2 separate regions of the Mus musculus genome follow, and region 1 is linked to region 2. Evidence: chromatin loops called from intact Hi-C (ENCODE). Cell type or tissue: left cerebral cortex. All regions are shown on one strand. Each heading gives the region's core, and the rest is flanking DNA. Links, peaks and the distances in the headings are about the cores only.

Region 1 (8,345 bases), core at 13-8,012, 1.4 Mb after region 2:
TAAAGGGTGATTGAGCGCAGGCATAATGCCTTGTCTGAGCAGGAAAAACATATAACATGGTCAGAATACACAGTGCGAATGTAGCAAATGATGTCTTTTGTGTCTGTGCTTCTTGGGTCGTGGGGGTTTTAAAAGGTTCGTGGAAGAGATGATTATATGCATCCACAGGCAGATCGTGTTTTCAACATCTCTCATGGGAGTACTTCTTACACACACAGAAAACTTGGACTTAGAGCATATATAAAAGAAACTATTTAATTAGCTAGTCAAAATTAAGGAGAGAGGCATTTTATTCCAAGAGTTGAAACAAGACTTATACCTTGCCTCAAATGTCTTACATTTTCTTGCAAGCCTCAGTTCTTTTCTGTGAAAACTAATGAAAGTTTTATCAATTTCAGAACACCAAGGCAAGTTTCCTTTGCCTGGAACACACAAGGTACTTTGGTTGCAATATCAGAAGAGAAACAAAATTCCAATTATATTTTAAAATGTAAAATACATTTCCCATCAAAACTCTTCATCTGAAATATTAAGATTTACTACAGGTAACAAATAAAGTGATATCTATATACATATCTCCCGTTCTCTCTCTCTCTCTCTCTCTCTCTCTCTCTCTCTCTATATATATATATATATATATATATATATATATATATGCTTATATATTTAAATATTTATTAAATATTTTATATACTTGTAATATAATATATAAAATATATAATATATAAATATATCTTTTTCCCCATGGTTCCAAATAAAAAACTTAATTGCTCAACACTAATTTATTCTGCTGGTGGCATTTATTTTCATTTTATATTCTGTATGTAATTTGGAGGAAGTAGAACAACACAATGAACCATTTTTCTCTAGACCAAAAACAATGACATAATTTGGAGTAAGAAATCATGAATAACTTCATGCAAACATGGAAGAAAAAGAAAAAAGATTCACCACATTCTGTGTTTTGGGCAAGTCATGTATGTTGGCTGTTTTTCTGCTTCTGAAGAATAGAAATATCCATTTTAACAACTATCTCCAGTAGAAAAGAATTTTTTGTAGGTTTACTATTTGAATTATTAATTAATGGTTACCAGAAAAAGATTTAAGGCATATTTGAGTTTAGTTTATTTTGTTGTTTCCTATTTTAGCTTTGGTTTTTGTTTTATATTTCTATATTACTGATACGTGATGCAAATATCTTCCTGATAACTGATTTATTAACAATACTGAATCCAAAAATTTTCATTCAATAAGATCTGTTTTGAAGGAACCTCGTGTATTGTATGTGAGAGTCATATTCCAAGGCTCTGAAACATTTCAAGCATTACAAAACAACAGATCGTATTTTTAGACTCTATAGAGACTTGGTGAAAGAAGCAAATATCCTTGCTCTCATTAGAAACTGAGAGCTTGCCTTTTCTAGATTGCAGATTAAGGTTCTAAACTGTACTGTTTATTATCTGGGCTTTTATTTCCATATCTTACATATTCTTGAGTGTACTAGCTCATTTTCCCCAGAATCATATGTGTAAAAGTAGGTAGGTCGTTATCAACCTTTAAATATCTGTGATCTGATAGTAGTGTCTTTCAAGAGCTATCTAGCTACATAACTATGTATCTATGTTCATATATTTAAAAAACTGGCCAATTCAATTCCTATAAAATGAAGATGTTCTGTAAGGACTCCATTGCCTCTAAAAGCCTGTTACTGTAAACCTTGTGTAATAATAGACCAGCACATCTCACACAATTGTTGCAAAGATCATGTATGAAGTCAAGTGTGCTTAAAAATATATATAAAGGGCTATACAAATGTAAATCATAATAATAGAACCGCAGCATTCTTGAATTTTAAAAATGAGCAATTAAACAAGACTTTGAGTACCTTTCAAATTATTATTCCCAGAGAATTTCCGTAATGGTATTTATGATTAATGATGGTATTATTTTATCGCCTTGTTTTAAACTCTTTGGAAAATTTGTATTTAACTTGGTATCCATGAATCCTAGGATATATATTATAAACCCACTTACAGGTAAATATTGTGATAATGTTTGCATTTGCAAACACTTACTTCTGTTTCATTTCAATGTGTGAATCCTTTCAGTGAAGTAAAATTTGAGTTAAAAGTGAGTTATAAGTGACTAAAAGTATTGCATAGTGATAGAATGAAAATTTAACTTTCCTCTACTGCAACAGAAAAAAAAGTAGTTTTTGATAGTCTTGCATTAGTATAATTTTAATATTTAAGAGGATCAGACATGATCCGATATTATTTATATGCATGCTTTCATTTCTGTATGTGTGAATGTGTAAGAGTGTTTGTGTGTGAGTGCAGGTGCCCTCAGACACTAGGTGGATTCACAAGAGCTGGAGTTACAGGCCCAAGGTGGGGGTTTGGAACCAAAGTCAGGCCCTCTGCAAAAACTCTGTGCATTTGGAAACTGAGTCATTTCTTCAGACCTCCTGTCAAACAATTTTGATTTAAATTGTTGTGTCATTAACTGTATATTCCGGGGAAGGGATCAGTTACATTTTCTGAGCCTCCGTTTTGTAGTGCAGTGAACGATGCAAACAACGGCTACCATCCACAGCGTTTTAATAATTAAAGAGATGCAGTAAGTAAAGAATCTAATGGAGTAGATTACGTGGCAGCTTGCCTCACTCTACGTTTGCCCTTGAAGATAGCTCAGTCAGAGGGTAAGCTCAAACACGATGCTGCATAGTAATAGCAGTAAAGGAGACTCAAGTAACAGGTATCCGGAAACCCAGTCATTTGAATAATGCCTTCGCAGTTCTTCTGTGCTCATAGTAACTGCTTAATGGGATGTTTGTGTGAGTAAAGTTACCTTCTGCTATTATTAGTTTGCATAAAACATATGCCCAGTGAATGCTTTGTAAGATTTCTTCTCTTACTTAATGCAGCTCTATTTATTATATATAGTCATGTTTTTGGAGCATCTAAATTTTTCTTTTCTTTTCTTTTAACAGGCCGGAACCCTGAAAAATCTCTTAAGCAAGTCCACTATTTACAGAAGAGATTGTTTTAACAACATCTTTATGAAAACATAGAGTCTCAATCGAGCTGCGCTATAGACAACCGAAGAGAATTTGAAGCCCTGTTAGGAGATGAAAAGCGAGTCTGACTGTATATCAAATTGGGTCTGAGGAACTGAAATTGTTTTATGTGCTTCAATTAAGCCTCATACCACCCCCCTGAGGTAAGAGAGAAGTATTATGCACTTTTCTGGAGTCACAAACTCAAAGCCCATGGAGAGGTTAATCAATTTGCATCAAAAGGCCTCAGAGCTGCTCTGCTGTCAAAATGGGAACAAAACAGAATTTCTTCCTGGGGAGCAACTTACTTTCTTTTATTTGCCTGATTACTGTGGTGTATGAAACTTCAGGAAAAATCATCAAGAGAGCTCCAGAGAAATCCCTGAGAAAGGATTAACATTCGCTTCAGTTTAGTAAATGAACGATGTGTTTCACATGCAAAAGCAACGACACCTTTTTTGTTTTGCCAAACACTTATGAGGAAATGACCACTGTGAGGAAGGAAAAAAAAAATACATAAAGAAAACGGAGAGGAGCACTCCAGGAATGAGGACCCCAATTGGTGGATTTCTTTCTTCTTTCTTCATTCCACCTCCTTTACATAGCAACCTGCACAGATATTGCTCGCTAGAGGGCACTTGAAGTAGAAGGAAAAAAAAAAAACAACCCGGCTTCGATATCCATCTAACAGGACTGGTGCCTGCGCAAGCAGAAGAGAAACCGACAAGCAGAAGGCAGTTTCCTACATGGCAGTACCTGTAATAAATGAGCGGAAACATCTTTAGACAGCAGTGTGCAACTTTGACTGACAAAAGAATACTGCACACAGTCTCTGAGCTGACATTTCCTTTCACCCTTTCAGTCTTTCCCAAATGCACGTGTGCGTGCTTTGTTCGGTACTAAATGACTTGATAACAACTAATCAGAACCAAAAAACTTCATTTGATACGTAAGAGGACAATTTCCCCTCTCCTCTATAGATCTGTGCTCATCCTTATATCTATAATGAGATGTGAAGAGTAGGCATGTCCATTCAAATAATGGTAATTATCTAAATTTAAGTATACTGTGATGTTGAATAAAATGTTACAATTGACAAGTAGTAAAAGAGAACTTTTTCTCTCCTCTGCCTTGCTTAAAAAGTATGTGAAATATTTCTTAAAATTTTATATCTGTTTAGCTCCCAAGAAAAACAAGAGGGTTCCAGGATCTTAATTTAGTTTTTATTCCCACATTAAAAGATGAAAGGAAGGAGGAGAGAGAGGAAGGAAGGAAGGAAGGAAGGAAGGAAGGAAGGAAGGAAGGAAGGAAGGAAGGAAGGAAGGAACTAAGCAAGTAAGATTAAAATGTAAATGTTCAAGTGTGTAGTCTGCAAGATCAGGGCTGGCCTATGTGATAGCTTTGTCCAGTCCCTTTAAATCTATCTGCCTTTCCCCTGCCTCCTTCATTTCTGTTGAGAAGCTGAATTGGGGCTTATCTTGTTTTGAGCACCTGGGAAGATGGAAGATAATTCCATTCTGACCACCTTCTTCAAAATGCTCTCTGCACAGATGTGGTTTTTCAGAAAGTGTTTATACCATCATTTACAAAAAATAATCATGGCAAGCTGTAGATGAGGAACTACAGTCAATATTCAGAGATAGAACCCTAGAGTCAGGGAAAGCTAAAGTCAGTAGTAGAGAATGCTCAACGTCTGGAATCTTAAACTGCAAACTTAAAGAGGATTTTACTTCAAGAATTGGTAACTACTTCTAAAAAACAAAGTCAGTTATTAAATCCCATAATTAATACAACTGAAGTAATCACAGGGTGATTTAGGGTAAATTTTTCTATTTATTTCTGTGACTTATGATAGTAGTATTTGGAAACCAGAACACTTCATTAAAAAAAAATGCACTAATACAACACTCATTTCTTTTTGTCCTTTCTCGTTTTTTACATTTATCATATGAAAAAGAAATTGCCTAAGGCAGTGGTTTGCAAACCACAGCAGTGATAGGACTCCCTGGAGCATTTGCTACAACCCAGATTTCTAAACATCACCTAGATTCTAGAATGCACAATTCCATTTCTGACAAATCTTCAGAAAGTGCTTGAGGCAGAACCCATCGAAGGCCCTCCGGCCGAGTACCTTTGTCTTGGGGAAATCCCCATAATTGCTCCGTGATTTGGTTTGGGCACCGTCATATCCTTTAATGATTTTATTAAGGGGTTGGTTTAAAACAATCTCATATAATTTTTTTAAAGCTATCCTGCTTAATTAAATATTTATTAACTTTTCGGAAAGGCTCTTTTGTTCTTAAGACCTCCTCAATACGGTACTTTAAGATAAAGATTGAGAGGTTAGGCAGATGACTCAGTGATCAAGAGCACCTACGGCTGTTTCACAGGACCACAGTTCTATTCGCAGTATCTACTCAAGAAGCTCACAGTCACCTGTAGCAGTTCTTGGACATCTGATGCCCTCTCCTGGCCTCTGCAGGCATCTGCACACACAGTTAGATACATATACAGATAAATGAATATAAATCAACAAACCTTCTTAAAAGAGGTTTAATTTTCTTTTCTCCAGTCTTCTTTGCCCCACCTCTGGGTCTCTGTTAGGGATTGAACAGTTAGCTTACTGAACAGTAGACAATCACTCTCCACTGAGCTCTAATGCCATCTCCAAAGTGATATTTGATTGTGTCATTGTTCCAACATATCCTTTGCCCTCCCAGGATGAGCACTGTTCTAAAATTGTTCATTCTTAGGAAATTTGCAGAGAAGACTGTGTGTATTTCACACTGTATTTGTTTGGGCTGCTTCAGATCGTAGATACTAATTTTTTTTAATTTTTTTTTTTTACTGAAAGTGGTAACATTATAGGCTGATATCCCAATGTAAAAACCCTTCATTCACAGACTCTGCCCTCCACAGTTTTGAACCTGGTAGAATCAGAGAGAAACCTTCGAGTTCATTAGTTCACCAAAGACTAAAATAGGAGAAAACCAACCAAGCAAGCAAACTTCACTGTCATTATATCATAGTAAACATCTGCTTTTGTTTTTTGATTACTTTAGTTTAGTTATAAATGTGTGCTGAAGGGGGAACAGAGGGTAGAAGGGTGCATCTTAATTCAGCCAATAGTAGATATGCTGCCATTCCCTGTTCAAATGGAGAAAGTATAGTTATCTCTCCCCTTATTCTATGTTCCCCTTCCTTATAAGCATACTAACTGGTGGCTTTGATTAAACTTTTAAATAACTAGCCACTTCTTTGTATTGTCTCCATTAAACAAAGTTTCAGTTCATAGTGAAAACCAACAAGCATCACTTCTTGAAGCCTATCTTCATCTTACCCACTCTTCATCCCAGTGAACTCAACTGCCTATCTGGCAGTCTCTGGAGTCAGATAGGATCATCCGGCCTTCTCCAACTTTTCCCACCACTGATAAGTTTCCATTTTGTCTGTGGATGTGATTGTGCCCTACGATTATACTCTGGTCCCATCAAAGCTTTCCTCACTAATCCTTCCTAATGAAGTTCCACCAGGCAAGCAATTTGGGTCACCATTAGAAAAAGCTGGTGTAGTACCATCTTCCTCCTGGGGAACTTGTGTGACTCCAGAGAGTATGCTGAAAAGAAAACACCTTCTTGAGGAAGTACAGTCTCACCACCAAGACATTGCACTGCATTCTATTAAGTGTGGGTGGAATTGTGAAAGAGACAAATGCCTTTGCCTTTCAGCATCCCTGATTATTTTAGAAATATCCTGATAGGGCTTTTAACATTATCTTAATCCTCTTTCACACTTCTTAATCACCCAGACCTCCCTTAAGAAACTGTCAGGAAAGTCCAACTGCAGAGCTTCACATAGAGATTAGGGATGTGGATAGGGTCACCTTAAATTTCAGGGGTCCAAGAGTTAGTGAAGATAACATGCTTTGATATTGCAAGAGTAAACATGCTTCAATGACTGAAACAAATTTATAACTGAACTTGGTGACATTGGATTCTGAATCCCTTCGGCTTGTCAGCTGAGTTTTACTTTTTAGGAAAATTAGATCAGAGGATATCCTCTCTCCGGCAGTCTTTTCTTTTGAGATGACTTTGTTACTTGTGACAATCCGCAGCCTTCAGGAACATATGACCTTTTTTTCCTTCTCCTAGATGTAAGAAAGTACCCCAAGGAAAGGCTCAGACCATTTGTTCAAAGTGAAAATGAATGTCTGAAAATTAAGCACAACCGAAGGTGTGATCTATTTCTTTGTCCACTTGGGACTGTCTAGTCTAACGGCAGTTATAATTTGATTGAGTTTGACTGCTGTTCTTTTCTAAGACAGAATTAGCCAAAGCCAGAATGCCTCCTCATAAGCGAACACAGCCTTTGAATAGAGAACAAACAGCAACTGCTGGAGGGGTAAAATACCCCTTGTCCCCCACCCAAATAATTTACCAAGTTTCTTTCTTTAGTGTCCCCCACCCAAATAATTTACCAAGTTTCTTTCTTTAGTGTCCCCCACCCAAATAATTTACCAAGTTTCTTTCTTTAGGGTAACGAGAATGTGAATCAAACAGATAATAACCTGATAGCCAATGTCTTCAACTTTTTACCGTGAGAGGTTAGGTACAGCATCAAAAAGCCAAATTTGCATAAGTATTATAAGCATATTGTGCCTATTTTTCCATTCTGCTCACTGCGTCTCATTAATTCGAGTCAGACAGTACAGGCTCCACAGCCCGTGCGTCTGCTCCTCTGCACCCCTTCTGCTGCAGCTCTGTCCCCAGATGGTCAAAAACCCATCTTCAGAGCTCACGTCTAGTCTAGTGAGTCAGAAAACAGATAAACCCCTGTCTTCCATGGAAGAGAGTTTTGAAGAAAGGTAAGGGATGTTTAATTTGTCATGTATTTCACAGTGTTTAAATGACAAACAGAGATCGATGCCGCTGAATATTTCCACGTGTTAGTCTTGATGGCCACAAGAAAAGAGACCTGGGTCTATGGGTCTGTGGCCCCTATATGCATTGGCTTATACTTGGGTGCGGATTTTGATTTGTTTTGTTTAAAAAAAAAACAAAACAACTGAGTGCTTACGAAATTCTATCATTAGACTGGGCAATCCAAGGGTAGGGCATCACTTGGTAGAAAAAGGGGAGATGCAAGGACAGTACTCTCCCCCTGAGGGGGGAGGGAGGGCAGCATGTCAGAGCCACTCTGACACAGCTTTCCAGACCCTCTCTTTATGGCCACAGCAAGTTCTACCCTTTTCCTGCCCATTCACTTCTCTGCAAATCTCTCTTGACTG
Region 2 (8,345 bases), core at 204-8,203:
TTTTTCCATTATTTTTTAATTGATTATTTGATTTATTTACTTTTCAAGTGTCAGCCCCCTTCCCAGTTCCTCCTCTGCAGACCCCCTATCCCATCCCACCTCCCTCTTGCTTCTATGGGATGCTCCCCTACCCACACACCCACTCCCCCTTACTGCCCTAACATTCTGCTATGCTGGGTCATCAAGCTTTCACAGTACAAAGGGCCTTCTCTCCCACTGATACCTTATAAGTCAATCCTCTACTACATACCCAGCTGGAGACATCGGTTCTCCCATGTGTACTGTTTGGTTGGTGGTTTAGTGCCTGGTAACTTTGGGGGATTCTGGTTGGTTGAGACTGTTTTTCTTCGTATGGGGATGCAAACAGCATCAGCTTCTTCAGTCCTTCCCCTAACTCCCTCATTGGGGTCCCCATGCTCTGTCTGATGGTTGGCTGCAAGGTATCTGTATTTTTCAGACCCTGGCAGAGCCTCTCAGGAAACAGCTCCTGTCAGCAAGCACTTCTTGGAATCAGCAATAGTGACTGGGTTTGATGTCTGCATATGGGATGAATCCCCAGGTGTGATAGTCTCTGGATGGCCTTTCCTTCAGTCTCTGCTCCAATTTTTGTCCCTGTATTTCCTTTAAACAGGAGCAATTCTAGGTTAATATTTTTGAGATGGATGTGTGGCCCCATCCCTCAACTTCTGGCCTGCCTAGCCTCTGGATATGGTTTCTATATGTTCTTTCACCCCTTTGTTGGGAATTTTAGCTAATGTCATCCTAGTTGGGTCCTGGGAGTCTCTTGCTTTCCTGGCATGCAGGAAAGTCCACTTCAATAATTAAAGGACCCACATATAGAACTAGCAACAAATCTGCTACATATATGGAAGGCACCAAGGTCCAGCTGATGCATATTCATTGGTTGTGATTGAGTATCTCAGCCCCTGTGGGCTCAGGTTAGTTGGCTTGTAGGGTTTTTTTTTTTTTTTTTTTTTTTTTTTTGTGGTGCCCTTTACCACTTCACCTCCCTCATTTCTTCACCAGACTCTTCCACATATTTCCGTCATCTACTGGATGAAGCCTCTCTAGGGATAATTATGTTAGGATCCTGTCTGCAAGCATATCATAATTATCGGCAAGTGTTTGTTCTCCTCTATGGTGTGGGCCTCATGTTGGGTCAGTCATTGTTTGGCCATTCCTTCAAGTTCAGCTCCATGCTTATTCCTCCATTTCTTGTAGGTAGGACAAATATTGGGTCAAAGGTTTTGTGGGTGAGTTTGTGTCTCCCTCCCTCCACTGGAAGTCCCCATCTACTTCAGATGACAAATTTATTTCTCCTTATGAATGAGATTCAAGTATTCTCCCATCAACTTTCCTTGTTTTGTAATGTCTTTGGATCTGTGGATTGTAGCATGGTTACTTTAAGGATTATATCCACTTTTAAGTGAGTTCAAACACCTATATCTTCACTCTCTATGCATCTCTTGCCTTGATTGCATTATTCTTTTCCAGTGTTTGACTTGATCTTCCTTTAGTCTGTTAATAAGGGATTTTCTATGCTATTATAATACTAGATTCCTTATAAAGTAATATGAGGAAAGCATGGACATATTTATTGTTTACTGTACATTCTCAAATTGATGATTTATATCAAATTGATGATATGCATATAAAACAGTACCTATGGAGAGATAAGACGTGTGGAGTGTGGTGTGTGTGTGTGTGTGTGTGTGTGTGTGTGTGTGTGTGTGTGTGTATGAGCAAGAGAGAGATATAGAGAGAGTCATAAAATTAAGGAGAATATAAAGATTGAGAAGTAGAATTGAACAGCAAGCAACGTTTGCAGTGATGACTCCAATTACCATTTGTATCAAAATCATAGCCAGGTAAAATCTAAATAAAACAATAAACAAGATGCTTTCAAATCTAAAACTTTTGGTTTTCAAAGAAAGAAAGTACCAGCAAGGTGTTTCTTTTCAAATTTATGTCAGAAGACATTTTCCAACCTTGTGCTTGGATTCACTTGCTCCTATTCTTGGTTGAGGGAAAGAGAGCCCAGCCTTAGATAGAACAGCTTGCTGGGATGTTTTAGAGAGTCACATTTTAAATAGAAGTGATTGAAACATTGCCCTTCTCACAGGATGTGTAGAAAAAAAAATACTAATATGGTTGCCTGCAAGTGAATTTGATAAAAAAAAACAACAACAAAAAACAAACAAACAAACAAAAAAAAACACTTGGCTTCTATATAGGCTCAAATCATGTCAATAAAGCAAACATGGATTTTCTCCATTATTACATTAATTTTCACATTTAAAATAAATGAGACAAATTTACAAATGATACAGTGTTCACTACACGAAACTTTTATAATTATTTTGGAAAGTGACTAAATTTTCAACCACATACTCTCAATTAAATATCTCCTTAAATTTTCTCATTTTCATTTTTAAATCTGTTGTCGAAACTCATTTACTTTAGAAAAATTAATTGCTGATAAAATTTTGTCACATCATCTTTCTAACAAGTTTGACTATGTAAATAAAGTATTTAGAGGCTGGACAAAAAGCTCAGTGGGAGAGTCTCTGGCTTGTGTTTAGAAGAAAGACGCTTGATACAAGTCCTAGTGATGCAAAACAATACAGAAACTTCTACTCAAATATTAATGACTACTACTCCTCGGGTGAACAAAGATAAGTAGACTGGTGCATTTATGACCACAGCTAGCAATTAGCTACTCATATTATAACAAGGAAGCATAGAGTTTACTGTAGCCTTGGCTCTTTAGGCATGTAGTTTCTTATGTTGATAAAATGTTAGGATCATAAACTCTTTGGATTTCAAGACTTAGATTAAAATTGATATCTTACTTTCTTGTGTCTTCTGCTACTATAATGGCAGAATTCACAGGGCTCTGCAAAATTCCCGATAATGGACATAGACCACAACTTGAAGTTAAGAAATGCATGCCACACGAAAGGTAATATCTTAGTTGACCTACCCTCCATTCATCAGGAGAAAAAGACAAGCCCCCAAAGAGCTTTAAGTACCACAGATGTGTTAGAATTGGGTAATCTCATGGACCTGAGGTTAAAATAAGATTTTTTTTGAACAGTACATGAAACTAAATCACGAATGATAGATGTGCATTTTGGCTGATCTTCGGTCAGGGTCCTTGACAGCTTTTATACAAAGGATACCATTATATAAGAACATAATCATGACCCCAGGAGAGATTTATAAGCAAATTAGAAGTATTTATAAGGTAAAAATGTTAGGGTAATTCATGACTTCACAAGCTTAAAATATGGTACAGAAATTTTCTATAAGAATTAAAGGGAGAATAAAGGATCTAATGAATAATTTTATTGGCAATGATAATTTACACAAATTTCCTTCAGAAATCCTAATCCCTTTCTTTGTCTGCCTGTATGTCTGTCTGTCTTTCACATATAAATAACCGAGCAAATATTAAGACAGAAATTATAGAAATGAGAAATAACAGAAGCTAAATTGTTTTCAGTGCATGAAGAATAGTATTTTCAGCTCAAATTTTCTTGGTATGGAAAGAGCACTGAAATACACTGAATTTTATGATTTTCATCTTTCTTGGACCAAGAAGGCCATGCAGATGTGAAGACGTTAATATGATGGATTCCAAGTTAGTTAAAAAGGCACACTTTCAATAGCCATTCCTCCATCATCAATGCATATGATGTAAATAGTAAAAGATTGGAATGAAGTGTGGAAGTTAGCAAATTTGGAATTTGTGTATTAACAGAATTATATGTAAATATATTTTAGTTAAAATTTATATCTTCAATAAAGTTATGGCAATTAGACCTAATTCATGTGAATTTAAAATATTAGTATTTTTAAACATCAGGACTTCTGTTTAAAAGCTAGTTAGTGGTACACTTCTGTCATGAAAACCAGATAAATATGTTAAAATATAATGCATTGTCCTCGGCCAATACAATATAGCTATGCTTGTAATAAGAGAAATCCGAGTAACTTCTCTATACCACAATTTGTTCTGTGTTTTAACACTGTACGGTTCCTTGACGCTCTAACCTTATTTGAATCCGTGATTTCATTTAACACACACTAGTGGTTCTCTGTGGAAAAGTGTTTTGAAATATAGCAACTGCTTTGAAATGTTTCTGCTCTTACCACCTAGGAAATTTCCCAAAGTATAATATAGGAGAAAAGTTATACATGTGGTTACTTATGGATATGCGGGCTAGGGGATATAGAGAAATAGTAATATAGTTTTGGCTCTGTTCCCCAGAACCTGACACGAAGTCTGAGACATGGCAGGATTCCCTTACAACGTGCAGAATGCATTAAACTTACTTGAAAGTCAGCAACTCTGCTCTCCGTGGGGAAGTTAGGAGGGAAGCTTTCGCTTCTGGAGCCTTGGATTCTGCGTGTAATGAACTCTGTGGTGGTAGGTTAATGGGAGTGGGATGCAGTTCCTCCAGAGGCGTTCTGTAAGGAGTTTTATACTGAAATGCACAGCCCTGTTTTTACCACTGCTAGTTAAATAGGTGAGCTTCCTTTTGTTCCCTCTGTGTGTAGGATCGCCAGCTGCCTCTAGATGGTGCTACAGGCTCACTTCAAAACAGCAACAAACTCTAACTGCAAAATAGCTGAGGGTTTCTGACCTCTGAGCCATGGTCACCATACCTACACTTTAGTCTCTTGCCAAGTCACACGAAGGTGCTTTTAAAAATGAATCCATTTGGTGAACTTTGGTCACACTTTTCAACTTCTTTCCTCTCATTATCATTGTTTTCAAATTTAAAAAAAAATCTGTTTCAAGATATGGTTAATAGCATTTCTAAGTATGTTTGTTCACTTTTAATTTATAATCTACACTGGAAAGTTGGAAATGACAACGGCATGTTAGATAATTAAAGATGTTTCTTCCTCGACCATTCTATGTTGGTTTCAATATGCCTTTTTTGTGCAGAACTCAAAATTTGCATGTCTGTGGTGTTTGATCTTCATGAGTCAATTTTAGCTTAATGCTGGGGATACAGCATTGTTGAAATAGGAGTACAATGATTCCACAAAAGTGAAAGCTATATGTTATATACACTGCTGTGCTGCCTTCTCATTCCCTGGGAAGACAAGTCATGTTTTTTGCTTGTTTTCTTTTTCATGGTCATCTTTGATAGTTATCAACATATGGAATTAAAATCATCCTAAAATAGCTATAAGAGAAAAGCAACCACGTTTATATATGTCAGCCTATACATTGACCTAGTAATATTTCTTAGATGTAGTTAGACTCTATTCTCTATAGGGCTCTGTGTGAGCCATTGGTTTTCATTCCAGCCCTCTAAGACAGTTACATGAACTTTTAAAAAGGCCATCACAGAGCTGGCCAGTCTTTTTGGGGGAAACTACCATTGAAAGGTCTTTAGCCACTTGTTTTAGAACTCCATTCAGTTCCATTATTGTAGAAAAGAATATCTATGTAAAGTACTGATTCAAACAATCAGTGTGCCTGCAATATGTAAATGTTGATCAGGTACAGAAGTACAGAAAAATATGAAAGAGTATTGAGTGTAATTAATGCTACCTTGGGAGATAAAGGAAAAAATTAAGCTAATTTCAGCAAACTAGAAGAAATAACCTATTTTTTTGTTTGCTTGTTTGCTTGTTTGTTTGTTTGTTTTTTGTCTTCTAAGAATGAATATGAACTGCCAGAGTGACTGGAGTGATCAAGACATACTTATTTTTGTAAAGAATATGAACATAGGTGGGCATTGAGGGATAGACCTATAATCCCAGCATTCAGGAAATGAAGACGGGAGGGTCAGAAGCTCCAAGTCATCTTCAATTCCATAGTGAGTCAGAGACCAGTCTGGGTACCTGAGATACAACTGCATGAAAGAAAATTAAGCCAAAGTTCATGAAAAAAAATAAAACATTAGTATATTCATATTAGTTATCTCAGTTGATTCAGTTCTTATTTAACTCTCCATCAATTTCTATACCTCCTTTTGTGTCTGACCACTTCCTCTTTTACACATCTGCAAACCTAGACTCCAACTAAGAGGTTTACTCAAGGGCACAGAACAAATTGCTGAGGTAATTTCAAGGCTCCTGTCTGCTGCCTATGTGTTCCTCAGTGTTTCTTATTGCATTTGGATAAAGATCAGAGAAGGAAGTAGTGTGAGGCTGGAGATGTAGATTGGTCGCAAAGGCCATACCTGGACCATTCCATAAAAGATATTATGTTTTAATCTCTTAACATGAAAAGCAGTGCATTGCTCTAAATCAGAGGGCAGCCAAACTTAGCTTGAAGGAGTAACAAGAAGTCACAGGATTCAGTTCCGAATAGCAAAGCTTCCATTTCCACTTTACTAGGTAATCAGGCTAAAGAAGCCTGGTGGATAGGTGACTGCTGACACAAACGCAGAGTTAGAGAACCAAACACACATTCCAGCCTCAAGAAACCAAAAATATCAGGAGTCTCAAACACATGGGGCCCTGGATATAAAATGCTGAAGACTCTTCGAACTATCACTTTAAATTGCTTACATAATCTTGGAAAAATCATCTTCACTTTTTACAGCAGAGTTGTCTCAGTTTTTAAGTGCAGGTAGGCAGAAGGTGAACACATGGTCTTCCTTAGCTGTCTTTCTACCATTTTCTGGGGGCTTTATGTTGTTATTGTTGTTGTTGTTTATTTTATTTTATTTTGTTTCATTTCATTTCATTTCATTTCATTTCATTTTATTTTATTTTATTTTATTTTATTTTATTTTATTTTATTTTTAAAGGTGTGTGGACTCAGTTCTGCTGGCCAAGACTCAGCTTTGGGGTGCTGACAGGTTACCAACTTAAAGATTCTATGTAGAAGTTTGGAACATTTTTGAGGCTTCCAGAAGCCAGTCTAAAGTCTCCTTTAACATGATTTAAACGTCTTATTTGCACCCTTGTGTGCAGCACATAACACTTTGCTTACCATGCACATGCTGTGTGTGAGTACAGTCACTGTAACTCCATTCAAAATCTATGATGAGCACCAAAACCAAAGATTGCCTTTTGTAGTCACTGGGATTCATTAAGCTAAAATGCATGTGTGCTTGCTCATGAGAAAGAAAATTCAAGGCGGTAGATAGGGAGCCACAAACAAATAATAAGTCTAACGTGAATTAAGCAGCCAATTAAATCTAATGTGCAGTGTGAAGTAGTCTTTTACCTTAATAGACAATGCTGGAAAGACTCTGAGGATAGGAGGAGACTGGATTCTTGAGATCAGATTTGGGCACATGTATGGGTAGGTTACAATGCAATTGTTCTCTGTGGTTAATTGGGCTATATTTCTCAGAGTTATTAACTGTGAGCATTAAGAGAAGATATGTCCCCTTCATATTACTAGGTCCAAAATTCCTAGCTAGAGCACAACACACAAGTCACATGAATTGCTGCAAAAATACATTCCATTACTATCTTGCTCTGTCTTTCCCTGACTTTCGTGCTAAAGAATGAAATGCAGAGAGTGTTTACCAGTGGATTTAACTGCTTTTGCATGCTAAAGGACATAAATAAGAGAGAGCCCAGCCTGAGCATCCTTGGACTGATGGGGCACCACCGCAATCAGTCCCCTCACATCTAGCCACTCCATCTACGTCGTGCCCTGTGGTTTTCAGTAACATCACTGATTATTCATTCAGAGACCTGCTCATCCCATCACCACCATACACTGGGCACAATTGCTCATTGTTCTCCACTGATTAGAACGCTGTGGTTTATAAATGGATGATGCAAAAGAAAAATAGACCAAGGCCATTACTTGTAGGTGGATTCTCTAGTACTACACTCTGGGGTAATCAATCTTCTCAGAACTATTTCCAGCCCACTTGCTGTTGGGAATTTTTAAAGTGACATTCTCTCCCGGCAACTGTAGCAAACCCATGAATGTCCAATTTTCAAGGCACCTTAAATATTACTTTTTCTATGACAGTAAAAGTATCTAATTTACCATAATACTATCTTTTATGCGCAATCCCCTAATGCTGGATTCAGGTCTCTAAATGACAGACTAAATGGCCTAAATAGAGAAGTGTGTGAATTAATATATCAAGACTGTCACTACTAAACAGTGATGATGGCCCTGGTCCATTACCTGATGATGGACAAGAGTTTAGACAATGGATTATACAGTCAATTATATATCTGTGAACTAGTTCTTGGAATTAAAACTTGCTCTATTCATTGCCATTTATAAGCATCCCTTCATAATAGGCAAAGGAAAAAAAAAAAAAAAAAACAAACCTGGTTCCAACATGTGTCAGATGACACAAAGGTGTGCTTTTTTCTCATAGATTCTGAATTGGTTCACA

What was found. Peaks named below come from ENCODE experiments on the same cell type or tissue, not always from the same donor. Only the 100,000 strongest peaks of a DNase experiment are listed, where the experiment ranks them.
Region 1: a loop joins it to region 2, with 14 times the contacts of the local background. A loop is called at or near these places in 5 of 42 quality-filtered maps.

The regions. Positions count from the first base shown.
Region 1 is chr8:99,417,089-99,425,433 of GRCm38, reverse strand. The region is part of intron 1 of A330008L17Rik (RIKEN cDNA A330008L17 gene); the gene reads right to left. It also overlaps a transcript of Cdh8 not described here. Among named protein-coding and RNA genes, the nearest start is that of A330008L17Rik, 4.6 kb to the right of the region's middle. In left cerebral cortex, for the core only: CTCF peaks have their summits at 3,687, 5,538 (motif pointing left) and 6,616; DNase peaks (open chromatin) are centred at 3,767, 5,509 and 7,845; H3K4me3 peaks cover 948 bases; H3K27ac peaks cover 390 bases.
Region 2 is chr8:100,769,151-100,777,495 of GRCm38, reverse strand. No RefSeq gene overlaps it. Among named protein-coding and RNA genes, the nearest start is that of Gm39232, 47 kb to the right of the region's middle. In left cerebral cortex, for the core only: a CTCF peak has its summit at 4,586 (motif pointing right); a DNase peak (open chromatin) is centred at 4,575.